Linked DNA regions of Mus musculus: region 2 is linked to region 1. A link is a loop called in an ENCODE intact Hi-C map of the cell type or tissue named here. Cell type or tissue: left cerebral cortex. All regions are shown on one strand.

Region 1 (8,000 bases):
CTGGAGAACCTCCGCCGTGTATGATTTGTGGCTCGCCGGGCTTGTTTCTCCAGATTCAGCGCAGTTGGCAAACAGATCTTACAGAGCCCCTGTTCCGTTCGCCCTCAATCGCAGACACTAGAACAGTCCTACCCGGCGTTGAAGTCGACTGGAAGCCAGGCATGGCTGGCAGTTAAAACGAGGCATCTTCCCTGAAATTTCGATGCCAACAGGGTAGGGAGAAATCCTCCAGCTGAGGATTAGCCCAGTCAAGATAAAGGGCCAGCTACAAAGTTTCAGCTACTGGAATAGATTAGCCCCTTCCCATCATTACCCATTGGAAAAAAAAGGAGATTCCATCTTAACCGGCGGTTAGTGACCTCTCAGGCCCAAGCGAATTACCTGAGAGCCAGGCCTAGATGCCAACCCGCACAATTACTTCGGATTATAAATCCTTTAAATTGATCATCAGTCAACTCCAATCTTGTACTGAGGGAGATGCATTTTAAACGGATGCGGAGAGGCCACTATTTTGCAACTGGTAACTAAGTAAAAACATGCGATTCCAAACCAGCGAAATACAGTCCTTTTATTCCAATTAAATCACCTTCCCTAAACAATTTAGAAATCAAACTATCCTAGGAGGCTGGGATATTTTTGTTTTTATTCTATTTTGTAGGACTACCGTATTTTTTTGAGGTAAATTAAAATGGGGAGAGAGTCTTTTACTATTATGAATTACAATAATATGCATTCATACATTCTAAACGATTTAACGAACAAGTAATTTGATTTTTAAGAGATCTCTGCATCCTTTTCAGACCATTAGTTACAATTAAAGATATTTTATTCTCATGCAGTATCATTTAGAGGAGACTCCACCTAAAACCAATAATTTCACAGAAACAAAGATTGTTACTGAAGTGAATTGAGGACTTGTTGTTGTTGTTGTTGTTGTTGTTGTTGTTGTTGTTTGGGGGGCGTTGAAAATGAGCACAGTATTCCAATAATCAAAGTTTAGTTTCAAAACAAAGTAGCTACTTCACTTATGGAATGTTTTGCTTTGCCTCAGCAAAACTACGCCTAAGTTACTGCCCTGCTTTGTCCTGTAAGCTGAGCACTGTAGCTCCAAAGCTCCAGAAGCACACATTCCACAGAGCTTTAAAGAAAGCTTGCTCATGGTGAAGCACGGGGCTGTGCTAAAGTGGTATCTTAATTTCCTTAAATGATTACCCACTGCAAATTAATTTGCTGGCTAATCACACCAATTTAGTTCATTTAAAACATATGGCCTCATGCTTTTTATTTTTCAGCTTTCCATGAATGGTTCTGCTGTGGGATAAGAAAGGAAATGAAAAGGGTGAAATGGGAAAGAATTTTTGTTTTTTTGTTTTTTGTTTTTTGTGTTTTCTTGGACTGATTAGAACTCGTAGCTTCTTCTACAATTCCATCCTTGTACTGCTTGGGCAGAAATCATTTTTGAAACAAACTGCTCTGTTTCTTAGGGCTTGCCTATCTGCCTGGCCGGAGTGGCACTGTGCATGCTAATTGCTGGATAGTGCTTCATTAACACAATATGGAATGGAAGCTGACCCAAACCAGATTGCTTGGTATATACATTCCAACCAGGATGGGAACTTTTGGCATGAGAATAACTTCTAATCAGGAAACGTCTCCTATCTAAAATGTTGAGATTAGCCATCAAAACCAGTGTTGTAATCTGGCAGTGAAATTTGTCTGTCACACGTTAGCCACCTTGATAGGACAAGTTTAAGTATCATCAGATAAGACTTGAAGGTCTCTCTTTAAAGAAAAAAATCTTCCTCAGTTAGTTAGACTGGACCCATTTATTAGGCCTGGTCGTTCTATGGAGCATAAAGTCTCAGGATTCACATTACTGCGAAATAAAATACATCTCAAAGTCACAAGGACGTGTAGCAAGGAGCTAAGGAACACGTCTTGATCTTTTCACTCCTTGGGCCGAAACCTACGGGGTCTTGAAGCGTTGCTTCTTACTGCTTTGATTGGTCTTCAGCACCAAAGCGTGGGGGGATGGGGGTGGGAGGAAATGTGTAGCAACTGACTTTACAGGTCAGGTCTTTCTCTTCTGTATATTTCAGTCCTTGAAAATAAATAAATAAATAAAACTATTTGCAGTAGCCATCTGCAATGTTGGGGCTACCGGCTAATAATGCAGCCAGTTCAGACATATAAAAAAAAAAAAGATTATCGAAATGATGATGCCATGCAAATTTCCCCCGAAATTATCATAAGTAAACATTTGGAGTCTGGACTAATAAAATCCCATCTGTGTTACTTCATATCGAGTTAGTAGAAAGCTGTGATAATGAATTTTGTAATATCTCCCGAACAGACATCTCAATCAGACACTAATCCTGTGATTTTACTGCAGAATCGCTAAATCTGGAGCCGCCAAACTGCTACTTCTGGGCCCACGGGTCCACAAGGATCGGCAGAATCCCTACCCGGGTCTCATTAGCTGGGGGAGGGGGGACCTGCTTGTGGCTCCCCAGTCTTGGATCCCCAGGCCACCACACCAGGCGGCCCCTCCTCCAGGCAGCACGACCTTGGCCAGAGTCCCCTGGAGCTTGGATTGCTCCAGAAGAGACTGAGGAGCGCGTGAAAATGCTCCTGAGGCCAAAACTCGGCCCACTGGCCTGGCAATGCCCGCTCTCACCTCCAGCCCTGGTCTCTAAGAGAAAAGGATCCTCCGATCGCAGGCATACCCTGTTAGCAAGAGTCAGGAGCCAAGATTCAGGGGGCCTGAGAATCCCTTCTTCCCTTTCTTGTCTTGAAAGCAACCATTCCATCTAGCCCTCCGCCACCCACCTCTCCCGGTTTGCCTGTGGCAAAGAAAAGGGGCCGCGTCAAAAGCTTGGCTGTCTGAGTTGCGGTTGGAAATTTGAAAAGGATCTAGCTTGCCTGGGACGGCAAAGGCCGAAACTGGAGGAGCAGCCTCCTCGGTGCTGTTTGGGCTTGGCGGCCCCTCCAGAAACGCTTGCCCGGGTCTCCTGTCTCGCTCCAGCCCGTCGTGTAACTCGGCTCTACGATCTTAAATCATACTTTAGGGTAAATAAATGGCTGGATGAGTATCTCCAGGGAAAAGTATGGCTAAATATGGAAACGCGGCTCCTGGTGGATGAGCGGCCCTAACTCAGCTCGCTCCTGGAGCACCCTTGGCCGAGAGTTCCCTCCCTTTCAGAATAACAGAAAAGCGGAGGGAAAGTTGCTTTGTGCGACCCGGCATGCTGTTTCTGGCCTTCTGCAAATGTTTGCTGAGCTCAAATTGACTGACACCGTATTGAATGGCGATCTTTCCAAAGAGAAGTCCATTCTCTCCACCCCCAAATCGTGTATCAGCTTAAGGTGGCTCCTCGGCCTAGGCGCCCTTGAACGTAGTCCCCGCAGCTTCTCCAGAAGCTTGTGGGTTCACTGGCCTCCTAACCTCTGGGCCCTTTCCCCTTCAACTGGGGACTTAATTCCTCCAGGTAAACATCTCGGTGGGAGTCCTGGATTTAGAGCCCGGAAGACGTTGCTGGACTCCGTGGGGCTCTCCGGCCCGAGAGGCGTGCCTGAATCCCCCAGCACCTAGCAGCACACTTCACACCTAGAGTCGATCCTGACCTCCGCGCAAGTAGCTAGCTGCCTTTGAGCCTCCAACTCCCTACAGCTGCCACTTCTCAAAGTCCCACTTCTCTTCTGTTTTGCAGATAACCGGGAATGGAGACCAATTGTCGCAAACTAGTGTCGGCCTGCGTGCAATTAGGTAAGAAGCTCACTTCTCCTGCCCGGGTCCCTAGAAGGGAGTCAGGCTGCGTCTTGAGAGAGAGGAGAAGGCTCCGGCTCGACAGCGAGGCCCCCAGCAACTGGAACTTTCTCCAGGGGGGGGTTAGGCGAAAAGGAAATCAAACTAGTACAGCCGTGGCCTTGCCCTTTCGGGGAGGTTTGGGCTCAGGCGAACTAGCAAGGACTGCTCTGACACTCCTCTAAGCTTCCCGTCGGGTGGCCCAGGGACAGATCACTGCCCTCACTGGGTTGCCAAGGGGCCGGAGGGCTGGGAGTGTGGTCTGTCCTTCCTCTAACGGGCTCTTTGCTCTCTGTCCCTCTTCCCCCTCCGTCCCGCCTCGCCCCCTAACCCTGGTCCGGGGCTCCTTCCCTCCGCCCTTTGGCATCCGCTGCCACCGCACGTGGGGCGGGCGCACTAACGGCCCAGGCGTGCAGCCGGCAGCCGTTGAATGTCTCTTCTCCAAAGACTCCGAAATCAAAAAGGTCGAGTTCACGGACTCTCCCAAGAGCCGGAAAGAGTCGGCCAGCAGCAAGCTGTTCCCGCGGCAGCACCCCGGCGCCAATGGTAAGGGGGGAGGGAAGCGCAGGCCGCGCGCCGGGCTCCTGCCTCCGGGACTCCGGGCTGCCGGTGAAGCACGGGCGGGCGAAGCTGCCAAAGCCGGTGTCCCCTGCTGCAGAACTTAGACTATTGGCCTCTGGGTAGAGCGCGAAGCAGCCGTCCCAGGGACTTTAATTCCTTTCCACAAATTATACTGCACTCCTGAGACCCAACACCTCTCCCTTTTCTCTCTCCCTGTGGTCTGATCCCCTGCGCACGCCCCAGCCTACTACGGCCGCTGCTTCTGGTGTGCAAAGTGGTCCAACAGCGACCTCTGTCGCTCTCCTGGTCCCACTGCACGTTGCACCATCAGGGCCCACCCGGTCCCTGAAGCTCACAGCCAAGCCTCGCCCAGGCGGCTGGGTGCAGTTTATCGCGCCAGGCGAACGCTGGAAAGTCGTGCTGAAGGCTCGCTTTGAAGGGTCTGGGTTTGGACCACAGCCCTAAAGAGCAGGAGACAGAACGATGCACAGCACATGAGGGCCGCAGCGATTGGGTGCTCCTGTTGAAGAGCCCCTGCTGCTGTGTTAGCTGTTAGGCCTTGGGCTTGAATAATGTAGTTTCTTCGTTGTTTGATTTCACCCTAGACCAGTCCATAGGCTTGTGCAAAAGGTGAAAATGTCTCTCACGCACAGCAAAGGCCCTGGAGAAATACAAACTCATCCTTAGATAATGTATGTGTGTGTATAAGAGATGGAGGGGCCTTCATTTGGAATAGGTGTAGAATTCTAATTTACATATTTTTTTCTAGTCTCCGGGTTTTCCCAGCTTCAAAATAAGTAAGTGCCGGACCTTAGGAGGTTGTTGACCTTTGATTGTGTGAGGAGATAAAACTCCCCACAGCCCTCGACCCCAACCCCTACACAAATATAATATTGCCAGAGGGGGTAATTTGGAACTGCAGTCAAGTAAATAAAAAGTATTACTAAGGAAAAAAAGACTTTCTGCGGGTATCTGAGCAGAAAGCAGCATTTGTTGAATCAAAAACGCTTAAAGCAACCTGCAGCTTTCCCATCCTGAGTCCTCCTGCTGGGTCAGTTAAATGCTCACTTGTCCGGGATTAACCCCAAGGGGTTAAATGGGGGCAATGCAGAGATAATGTCGGTTGATTTCTGTCATTAAGATTGTGTTAAATTCTTCTTCTGTTTGATAATCGGTCGTAAAAATAAATTATTAGACCGGAGAATGTTTGGGATATGGTTAAAAATCAAGAGTAGCGATGAATCCCAGGGAGAAGGCTTTGTGCAAGCCCGGCCTAGGCCCAGGGGTGGGGGTGGGGGGGCAGCCGCCGCCCAGCGGAGGGCAAGTTACATCCTGTGGCTTGTGACCCTAGAACTCGACCCCACCTCTAACCCTGATTTCGTTGACCCAAAGAATTGTTTCTGAGGCTAGGTGGCCTGCTTTGGGGCTAATAGACGCAGACCCCGTCAAGGAGTCTGCAGTGGGATGATGTCCTTGTAGGTAGGCAGGATGTGTCTGAGAGCCTACAGAGTTTAGTCCCCGCTGTCAAGTGTCCTGGCATTCGCTTTTAATAATAGGAGAAAGAAAGGAAAAAGAAAATGGTGGGGAGAGAGAGAGAGCGAATATGAATATGAATATGAATATGAAGAATTGTGGCGTTTACTTGAAGGACGGATTATTTTAAAGAGTGTATGAAAGGTTCTCCCCCTATATTGCCAAAAATGTCTGTTTTTCTATCTTTTGGACTTAAGTTTTAAAAAGCTGTCCAAATGTGTTTAATAGCATTCATTTTAAAAAGGCATGTAGTGGGACAAGATACTGAAAACCTTGGGTTTTAGCTGGTTTGTGGTGTGTGTGTGTGTGTGTGTGTGTGTGTGTGTGTGTGTGTACTGATAAATCAAAATGATGATGATGACGATGATGATGATGATGACGATGATGATAACAATAATAATAATAATAATAATAATAATAATAATAATAATAATAATAATATGCACCAGTAAGGTAAAACCTCTAATCACTGCGGGAAGATCACCAGAGTTAAGTACCTTTTGGAGATTACAGAAAATAATTTATAGACTATACAAACTTCTGACTTGAATTTAGTTTTTGTACTTTTAAGGTTTCCTATACTTTAAAAAATGCATGTTTTTAAATATCATGTAGTGAAAAAGATGAAGCCAGTACACTCCCGTGACGGCGCCCACCTCTTCTTCCTCAAATAGCCTCAGATGCAGACTCTCTAAGGGAGACTCCCCAGATCCGTATTCGGGCTAAGGCGGGCTCCATATACCACCACTAAGCTCAAAACTTGAAACTGGAGGCAGTGTAGGGGCTGAGAGAGTTAATCGAGCCTCCAGGCCTGGCACTTGGAGGGAGGCATTTTGGCCAGTCCTATAGAAAGGAGCAAAGTCCAGCTAAAGACTTCACGTATGGCTACGTTTTTAGGAACTCTCAAATGGTCTTGACCTTCAGGAAGAGAAGAGAGTGCAGAATGTTTGGGCGCCGTTGCTATAGAGTAGGGCATAAAGCCCACAGCACTGCCGGGCTTGGCCTCAAAGTCTGTCCGGTTTGCCCTGCGACAGGCGCCCAGTACTTCGCCCGCTTTCCCTACCCCCAGCCATGCCATTAATTTTTAAAAAGCTTTGAGAGACTGGCTGGGCTGAAAGTATTCTGATTGCCCCAAGTCCTAGATTTTCCCCGCCTCAGAAGAAAACTCCTAGGTCCCTCCCGACACTCTGGGTCCCTAAACATCCCTTCTCCCTCGGGGGTTGGGGGTCGCAGCTTAATCGCCTTCGGAGAACGCGAGTAAACTCTGGCCCTCGCTAAGGCCCTGTTTTCCTCTTGGGCTCCCATTCACTTAATCAGCAAATGTTGGCGAAACTCGAACGATGTGAACTCCTATTCTACCCACAAAAGCAAAACGATCTGGTTTCCATTATGAAGCCGCTTAAAGCGGAGGCCTTCTAACATTCAAACCTTCTGGAGCAAAAGGCAAAATGGTGGTGTCTGGAGGAGGGATCTGAGCCCTGAGGAAGAAGGTTGTGGGGGAAAGTGGAGCGATCTTGGATGTAACTGGAAGGCAAGGTGCAGGTGCTAGCTGGAGGAGATCTGAAGCTTGCAAAGGCAAAGAGACAGGAGAACTGGGTGGTGACAGTTATCTATTTTCTTTTCCCCACTGGACACCACCTCCGCCATTAAACCTGCAGTTTTCTTGGCAGAAGCCTCCTCTCTTCCTGTGGTTTCCAACCACCCCCACCCCAGTGGGAAATTGTACCAGATGTCCAGGTAGTCAGTCCCTGAAGGTCGGTGGCAAGCATTCTTTGCAGGTGGCGACTCTCCCAACCCGTTCCATTCTCACTCAAAGTTTCTTTAGGCTGCTTAGGCGGTTACTCCGCACAGACTGCTGTTAATATATGCAGCAGTTGTTAGAGCGACTCCGGGGAAAAGGAAATGTATAACGAAAGCTTATTCGTGAGCAGGAATATACTAATGGAACAATCTGATGTCTTCTTAATCCTATGTAAAAAGCTTTGTCGTCTTCCTAATATTGACTGAATGGGTAATTAATGGCTCTTCATCTAGGCGAATACCCTGTAATCCAAGATAGGCAAAAGACAACAGCCCAAGTTAGAAGACAAAAGGCACGGCT
Region 2 (8,000 bases), 690 kb before region 1:
CAGTTCTGACACTGAGATACTTAAAATCCATACAGAGAAGACAACTAAAACACTTGCATGTCCACCATCCAACATAAGTGTTAGAATTTCACTCCTGCCAGGCACCTTGGAGAAATACAGATGCAGATCTGTAGCTGGTGTACAATAAGAAAGTGCAATAAGAAAACAATACAAATGGAATTATTTTCACAATCAAACTGCTTATCATAGTTCATTCAAAGACAAAATGTAAAAGCATTTCACTTTTTTTTTTTCATGGTAACACTGCAATCGTCTTTTCAATTGAGCCCTGAAATACCCAAACTCACCCAAGGAAATTACTTAGTGACGCGACATAAAAACAGTGTACTTATTTTATTGAGGTGTTATTCCACTGGATGCTTATTTTCTAGTTTCCTTTTGAAGAATTAAATAAAAGGGACACACTGTTCAGCAAACAGATTTAGTGCACCAACCTAAGGCTTCGCATCACTGGGAAGATAGATACCCCTTGGTACACTGGGGCAGGTGGGTAAGACAGATTTCCAAGTAACATTTCAAAACTAAAACCTAAAACAAAAGAAAAACAAAAACTTAAACAAATCTACAGTTTTAAAATATTTACAAAGAAAAATGATAGGTGGAACCATTATTTAGAGGAGTTTTCTTTTTATTAGATTATTTAATTAGTCTACACAGCAATGAGCTTCAATATGGCATTTTAATATTTAGTCCTTTGTAGGAAGCCGCCCTCACATTCGCCGTTGCAAGATGGCGCTGACATCCTGTGTTCTAAGTGGTAAACAAATAATCTGCGCATGTGCCAAGGGTAGTTCTCCACCCCATGTGCTCTGCCTTCCCCATGACGACAACTCGGCCGATGGGCTGCAGCCAATCAGGGAGTAATACGTCCTAGGCGGAGAATAATTCTCCTTAAAAGGGACGGGGTTTCGCCATTCTCTCTCTTGCTCTTGCTCTGGCTCTTGCTTCTTGCTCCTGAAGATGTAAGCAATAAAGCTCTTGCGCTCTTGCGCTCTTGCGCTCTTGCCCTCCCTCTTGCTCTCTTGCTCTCTGGCTCCTGAAGATGTAAGCAATAAAGCTTTGCCGCAGAAGATTCCGGTTTGCTGCGTCTTTCCTGGCCGGTCGCGAGAACGGGTGTAAGAGTCCTTGTTTAGTCATCTCTCTCACCCCTCTTTGTATGCACCTACATTTATTTCCTGCTGATTCCCTTCCACACTCTCAAATGCCCTTCATGGGAATATTTCTTTCTTTTTAAAATGTATGTGCATATGTTTCTGCCTCCAATGGACTTACATGTACCACGTGTGGGCAGGAGCCTGTGGAGGTCAGAAAAGCATGTCAGATTCACTATAGAGTTGAAATTGCAGGCAGTTGTAAGGGGCACTGTGGGTGCTGGGAACCAAACCTGAGCCCTTCACAAGAGCAGTGAGTTGGCTCTTGGCCATAAAAAAGATTTTGTGTGTGTGTGTAATGTTAAGTGTACTCATAGAGTATTCTCATAATATTGAGAACTTGTCCTTTATGGCTAAAACCATACTTTTAGAGAAAATTCATAAGCTAAATTGGTAGTCAAGTTTTTTATCTGTAATGTTACCCACCAACATTACCAGGACCCAGAAGTTGAAGATTGTGAGTTCAAAGATAACTTCAGCTCAAATGAAAACATAAACTTATCAATAGGGGTGGTAGTTCTTGCTCCATAGAAGCCAGAGTCAAGATACAATCTATAAGTGATCCGTATATACATACAATTGGAAAATTTGCATGACATATTTTTTTTTTAAAATGAATAAAATGTACCGATAATTACTAGAAAAAATACTATATGACTTACAAATGTAACCACCAACCTCATTAATAAATAGAAAATTCACTCTTAGACATTAGTTTTCTAGTGTTGAAGCTCTAACCATATCAAATGCCATTGCTCTTATACAGAAAACTTAGCAAAGTATTTACCCAGTGAGGATAACATTTGAAGTGTAGCTTTACAATAATACCTAGTGGAAGTAAAAAAGGGAATGTCTTAAGACAGAGTGGCTCAACGTTTACATAGTGTATCAATGGTTTTACGGAGAACTATAGAAAAAAGAACATGAATAGTAATTATAGCCTCAGCATTTTTGATACTCTGCTGTGGAATGAATATGTGCAAATATATTATATATTCATAAATAAAAGTAAAGTTGTGTCTTTTTTTGGAAAATAGATGTAACCGGAGGCCCTCATATTAAGCTAAGGAAGCTGGATGGAGAAATATAAGTATTTCTTATTCTTGTGTTCTGTCACTTAAGGATCCAAAATTTTATAATACATGAAACTGTGTCCACATACACACGCACACGCACACACACATGCATGCACACAGTTGCACACTTGGCACACACACATGCATGCACACAGTTGCACACTTGGCATGGAAGCAGAAGTCCTGGAGAAGGAGAGTAACATGAGAGGTCGGAGAATCAGGGAGAAAGAGGAGGTTAAGAGAGTATAAAATTATATACTTGATAGAAATTGACCATATGAAACCCATCTGTGTTCACTGAATAAATACTGATAAAAAAATTTAAAAAAGAACATCCTGTTTAAATTAGGTTGTTTGAGAAATACATCATTTGAAATTAACCAACTCCATCAACAAACAAAATAAAGAAGTGAACCATGTAATCATTCCCATGGTGCTAAAAGGGGATGTTTTAAATGTCTAAGTGCTCATCCATAATAAAACATTAACATGCTAGATATATCAGTGTGATGAGTCACATATGAAACGCTCGTTATCGATCAAGAGAATAGCTATCCACTTTTTCAGCCTTTGTTGAAAAGATGTATACAGATACTAAACAGTGACAACATTTAGAAAACAAACAAACAAACAAACAAGCAAACAAACAAAAATAACCAAGGTCTCAGTGTGGAGAAAGGCTGGAAGTGAACTCATGACCCTCCCTCATCCTTCCAATGTAGCGATTCATCAGATATTCCCTCTTTGCTCACTGGTATGTAGAGCAGGGGCTCTCAATCTGTGGGTTGTGACCCCTTGGGTGTCACATAACATATCTTGTTTATTAGATTTATTATGATTCATAATAGCAACAAATATACAGATATGCAGTAGCAATGAAATCATTTCATGTCTGGGGCTCACCACAACTTGAAGAAGAGTATTAAAGAGCTGCAGCTTTTGGAAGATTGAGACACACGGCTCTATAGCAAAATTATAAGTATTGTGAATATACATTACAGACTGTTTATTGAAAATAGTGAGAAACTGGGTGTAAACTACATCATTTAGTTTTATATTGAGTGCATTTTGAAACAATATTTCACATGTAGGGTTAAATGAGACAATTTGTGCTAATTGACTTAGAAGGCTTCTCTACATTTTGGACTTACATGTGATGGATATATTGTTATGGGTTAGCAATCTATACAGAAGGGACCACTGTGTGATCTTCTATTATTTAGTTTTATTTTAATACTAATTTGTTAATATTTTCACATACAGATACCATGTATTGCCCTTATATACATCTTCAAGGCTTGTACATGGTTTTGTGTTCTGTATTGTTTAAGAATTTAAACAGTAGTCCAGGTTGGATCTTATACATTACATGACGGTCTCAGTGAGAACAAGATAAAAAATTCTGATCAAATGCATAGATGTTTCTAAAGAAAATTGTAAATAATATGATATAATATAGGAAAATACTTAGGGCTTTGTCCATTTTGCTGTCAAATGAGAAGTCTGTAAAATAGATTTCGGAGCTTGGGGACAAAGAGCAAATACTTCATTGAAAAATAAATCAATTTCTCCTTTCTCAGAGGAGAATGTAAGGAGACTATGGGTGTGGGGCTGTGTGAAGTGGGGGCCAGAAGGAGAGGTTTTTTATCTGGCTGTAAAGTGAACATATAAATTAACTAACTAACTAGATAGATAGATAGATAGATAGATAGATAGATAGATAGATAGATAGATAGGAAAAGAAAAGAGAAAGTAAGTCGAATTTCTTTCAAGATACCATTTAGGCACAGTAAATGCTTGTTTTTTCTTTTTTTTTAATTGGATATTTTATTTATTTACATTTCAAATGTTATCCCCATTCCCAATCCCACCGCCCAGAAACCCCTATGCCATCCCCCCTCCTCCTGCTTCTACAAGGGTGTGCCCCTAACCACCTACCCACTCCCACCTCCCCATCCTCACATTCTCCTACACTGGGGCATCGAGCCTTTAGGGAACCAAGGGCCTCTTCTCCCATTCCCTTTTCTAAATGATGCCATCATTTTAATCAGGTAAAACCCAAGAGCATTTTCTGCTTAGTCTCTTAGTGTGCCAGCATTTGCTTTATTTTCTAGAAGACTTCGCCTTTCCAAACTCAAGCTCTCTTTTCATAAAGCATTTGTTTTCCAAATACAGAGATTTTGAGACTCAAAACAGATTTTAAAGTTTTATTTGAGCATCCATCCTTGCGTGTTTTAATTGCTTAGAGGAGGTTTTCATTGCCCTTTCATAGAGCGTCAGAGCCCTGAATGATAATGTCCTGAACTTGTGACCACGAGAGCAGACTCAGCTATTTGGCAAATCTACTTAGGATCTGTTTTTACAACGCGGAACTTATTTCACACCACCTTTCGGTGCAGGTTTACATTGAAGCTTCCCTCCCCTTAGGCGTGAGTAGCAGTGTGTTATGACACTGGCTTCAATAAGCAGCTTTTTATGGAGTCTAATCATGTGCAAATGTGTTAAAATTGGTAGTTTTTAGCAAACAGCTATGGAACATATTACCGTAAGGCATTTGTTCATGGCGTGACAATGATTGGCGCTTGGCCACTTAAATGTTTTATTTAATAATGTGGGAATTTCCGTGTGTTTTCCTTTCATTATTTTTAACTTGAAAACAGAAACAGAAAGCCACTTCTTTAAAGTTAAAACTTTACCGCCTACAGTCTGTCAAAAGCAATAGAAGTATCTGGGTTTTGGAGCAGGGTTTTTGCAAGATGTTAATTTAATATACCAGCATATTTCATGCATGCTTTTTATATTTTATATGCTTGAAACTATCTCCACAGTGGCCACCCAGTCATGATAGACTTATTTTTGATATTGCATACTGAGAAGCAAAAATACCTTGTCCACAAAACTTGTATAAATATTGGAATCAGACTCTTCCACTCAATGCCATGCATAAGTGGTAGAGAAGCGTTGACAGACACGAGAAGACACAGCACTTTAACATCAGGCTTTGCTGTCCCACAAGGCTGTCCCACAACAATACTTTTCACTTCTGCCTCTGCCGATGATCTCATGGTGCTGGCTCCGTGAAATATGTAAGATGTTCTATAGATCTTCTCACTAAATGCATTTTAAAATAAACCCCGAAAATAACGCTGTGTTTTGAAGTCTGGAACTTTTCATCAGAATAAATAGTGTAACACTTTTCTGGCTGTCTACAGGGTAGAGCACTGTATATTTTAATGTATTCTGATGTCAGAGAATAAAAATATTTGTTGTTTCCAACATAGCTCACCAGCATTTTCTGTTACCCATAAACAGTTAACTCTCAGCCTGACTTCAAAGACCTTTCATGAGATTGAACACTTAGTAAATTTAGTATTTATTTTAACATTATCAAAAAGTAAAGAATGAATACAAAGTGCCAAGTCAAATTTTCACATGCAGTGAAGATTTGTTTTCAAATTCTTTGAGATGTCTATTTGAAAAGTTTTGTTCTTAGTGTACAGATTATATACGGAGTATGTTTGAGGGCATTTGCAAATTGATTAGAGAATTCAGGCCATTAGTTAAAAATGCATAAATTGAATAGAAAATATACAAAGAGGTGATTTGGATTCAAGAATTAAAAACTTAGAGGTCATGACCCAATTAAGTGTCTGTCTGTCTGTCTGTCTCTCTCTCTCTCTGTGTGTGTGTGTGTGAGAGAGAGAGAGAGAGAGAGAGAGAGAGAGAGAGAGAGTCTAGGGAACAAATATTAAAAGATGTACAAGATGTGTTGTGATTTTTAGCTTGAAGAACCTGAAGATATCTATAAATCCACATATATGTCAGTAGTTGATAGTTTGGTATACACCACTTAATATATCCATTAAGGCCAAGACCATCTAGTAATCCCTGTAGACAGGGGTGGCGTAGAGATGGAGGAATCTACACGATATTATAATCATCATGTAGTTGAAAATTAACAATACTAGAAAATGCAAAATTTTGTAGCTGGGTCAGCAGATGTATTTTGAATAAGGATTTAAACATGTATGGCCTTGGAAAATTTAAACCAGGCTTTGAAGAGGTCCTAAAATATTAGAAATATTTTACCTATGTTGAGAACTGCTACTAAATTTAATAAAATCCTAGACTTAGGTGTTGATGATGTTTCAAAATAGTTTTCTGGTACAAGGCCCCTGCCATATATAAAGCAGAAGATTGCCTGGTTTGGCCTCATTGGGAGACTTGAGGCCCCAGTGAGGGGGGGAGCCCTGGTGTTGGGGGTGTCATCCTCTCAGGGACAAGGAGAAGGAGGAATGTGGTGAGGAAGTGTGGGAGGGGAGGCTGGGAGGAGGGGCAACAGCTGGATTGTAATTAATTAATTAATTAATTAATTAATTCTCATACAATAAGTCATCCCATAAAACAATACATACACACTTTAGGAACATTTCATAATGTATAAGAAAAATACAAGAACATACATCAGAGACATCTTATCACACAGACTCAGCAATGGTAGTCTATAAAATGGTAGTCTATAAAATAAAAAAAATCTATATATATTAAAAGAAAATAATTTTATGTTATTTCTTTATAATATACTCCCATATTATAGATGTGTACATATACATACACATTTGTGTATATATTTATATGCACATATAATGTAATATATGTGTATAAGTCTGTATAGTAGGACTGATGAAGTTTGAAGTTTTAATGCACCCCCTATGCATTTGTTCTCAGGAATTCCCAACTGTTTATCAGAACAGTTTGAAAATGTTCTCCCTGGTGCAGGTGCTAGTAATTGAACCCATATTGTACAGCGTAAGCAGGTGGCTAGCTGTTATACCTCTTTAGGAGTCAGTTAATGCTCCTACGGAAGGAATGACTTCATTGTCTTTGGAATGCGTTTCTGGTAAAATGATGTTACTGTTATCGCTGCATGTATCTTTTCTTTACTTTTCAAAAAAAAAAAGAACATTTTAATTTCATAACCAACACATTTCTCTATGTTCCCTGTTATATCACATCTACCTCTACAACACAATCCATTATTGTTTTTAATATAACTTTTTCCCTATTTATTTATTTAACATCTGGTCACTGCTCCACTTTCTTCTGGTTCCCCCTCACAGAGTCCCTCCATTCCTTTCCTTCTCCTCTAAGTTGGTTGAATCCCTCCCGGAGTATCTCTCCACCTGGCATATCAAGTCTCTGCAGGGTTAGGTACTCCTTTACCACTGAGGCCAGACAAGACAACCAGTTAAGGAAAAACGATCCACAGACAGGCAACAGCTTTAGGGACAACCCCTGCTCCAGTTGTTGGGGCCCCACATGAGTACTGAGCTGCACATCTGCTACATATGTGCAGGAGACCTAGGTCCAGCCTGTGTATGTTTTTTGGTTAGTGATCCAGTCTCTGAGAGCCTCCATGGTTCCAGGTTAGTTCATTCTGTTGGTCTTCCTGCACAATCATTATCCCTTGTTCCTGGGCTCTCAATCTTTCCCCTACCTCTTGCATAAGACTCCAGAGTTCCATCCAGTGTTTGGCTGTGAACCTCTGCATCTGTTTCAGTAAACTTCCCGACTGTCCTGCTCTCAGAGGACAGTTATGCTAGGCTCCTGTCTGCAACCATAGTTGAGTATCATTAATAGTGTTAGGGGTTGTTGCTTGCCCTGGAGATGGGTCTCAAGTTAGACCAGTTATTGGTTGGCCATTCCTTCAGTCTCTGCTCCATTTTTGTCCTTCCCTGAGCTTCTTTTAGAC

What was found. Hi-C counts contacts between places; a loop is a spot of excess contacts. Peaks named below come from ENCODE experiments on the same cell type or tissue, not always from the same donor. Only the 100,000 strongest peaks of a DNase experiment are listed, where the experiment ranks them.
Region 2: it touches region 1 in a loop (2.0-fold over the local background); 2 of 42 quality-filtered maps call a loop at or near these places.

What each region holds. Positions count from the first base shown.
Region 1 is chr3:129,200,227-129,208,226 of GRCm38, forward strand. It overlaps Pitx2 (paired-like homeodomain transcription factor 2), which reads left to right. Exons shown (of 5, transcript NM_011098.4): 2 at 3,711-3,766; 3 at 4,214-4,351. The coding sequence starts at 3,721. Among named protein-coding and RNA genes, the nearest start is that of Pitx2, 4.3 kb to the left of the region's middle. In left cerebral cortex, a CTCF peak has its summit at 4,660; DNase peaks (open chromatin) are centred at 138 and 4,636.
Region 2 is chr3:128,507,285-128,515,284 of GRCm38, forward strand. No RefSeq gene overlaps it. Among named protein-coding and RNA genes, the nearest start is that of Gm52639, 140 kb to the left of the region's middle. In left cerebral cortex, no CTCF peak of the experiment used is centred here; DNase peaks (open chromatin) are centred at 4,889 and 5,079.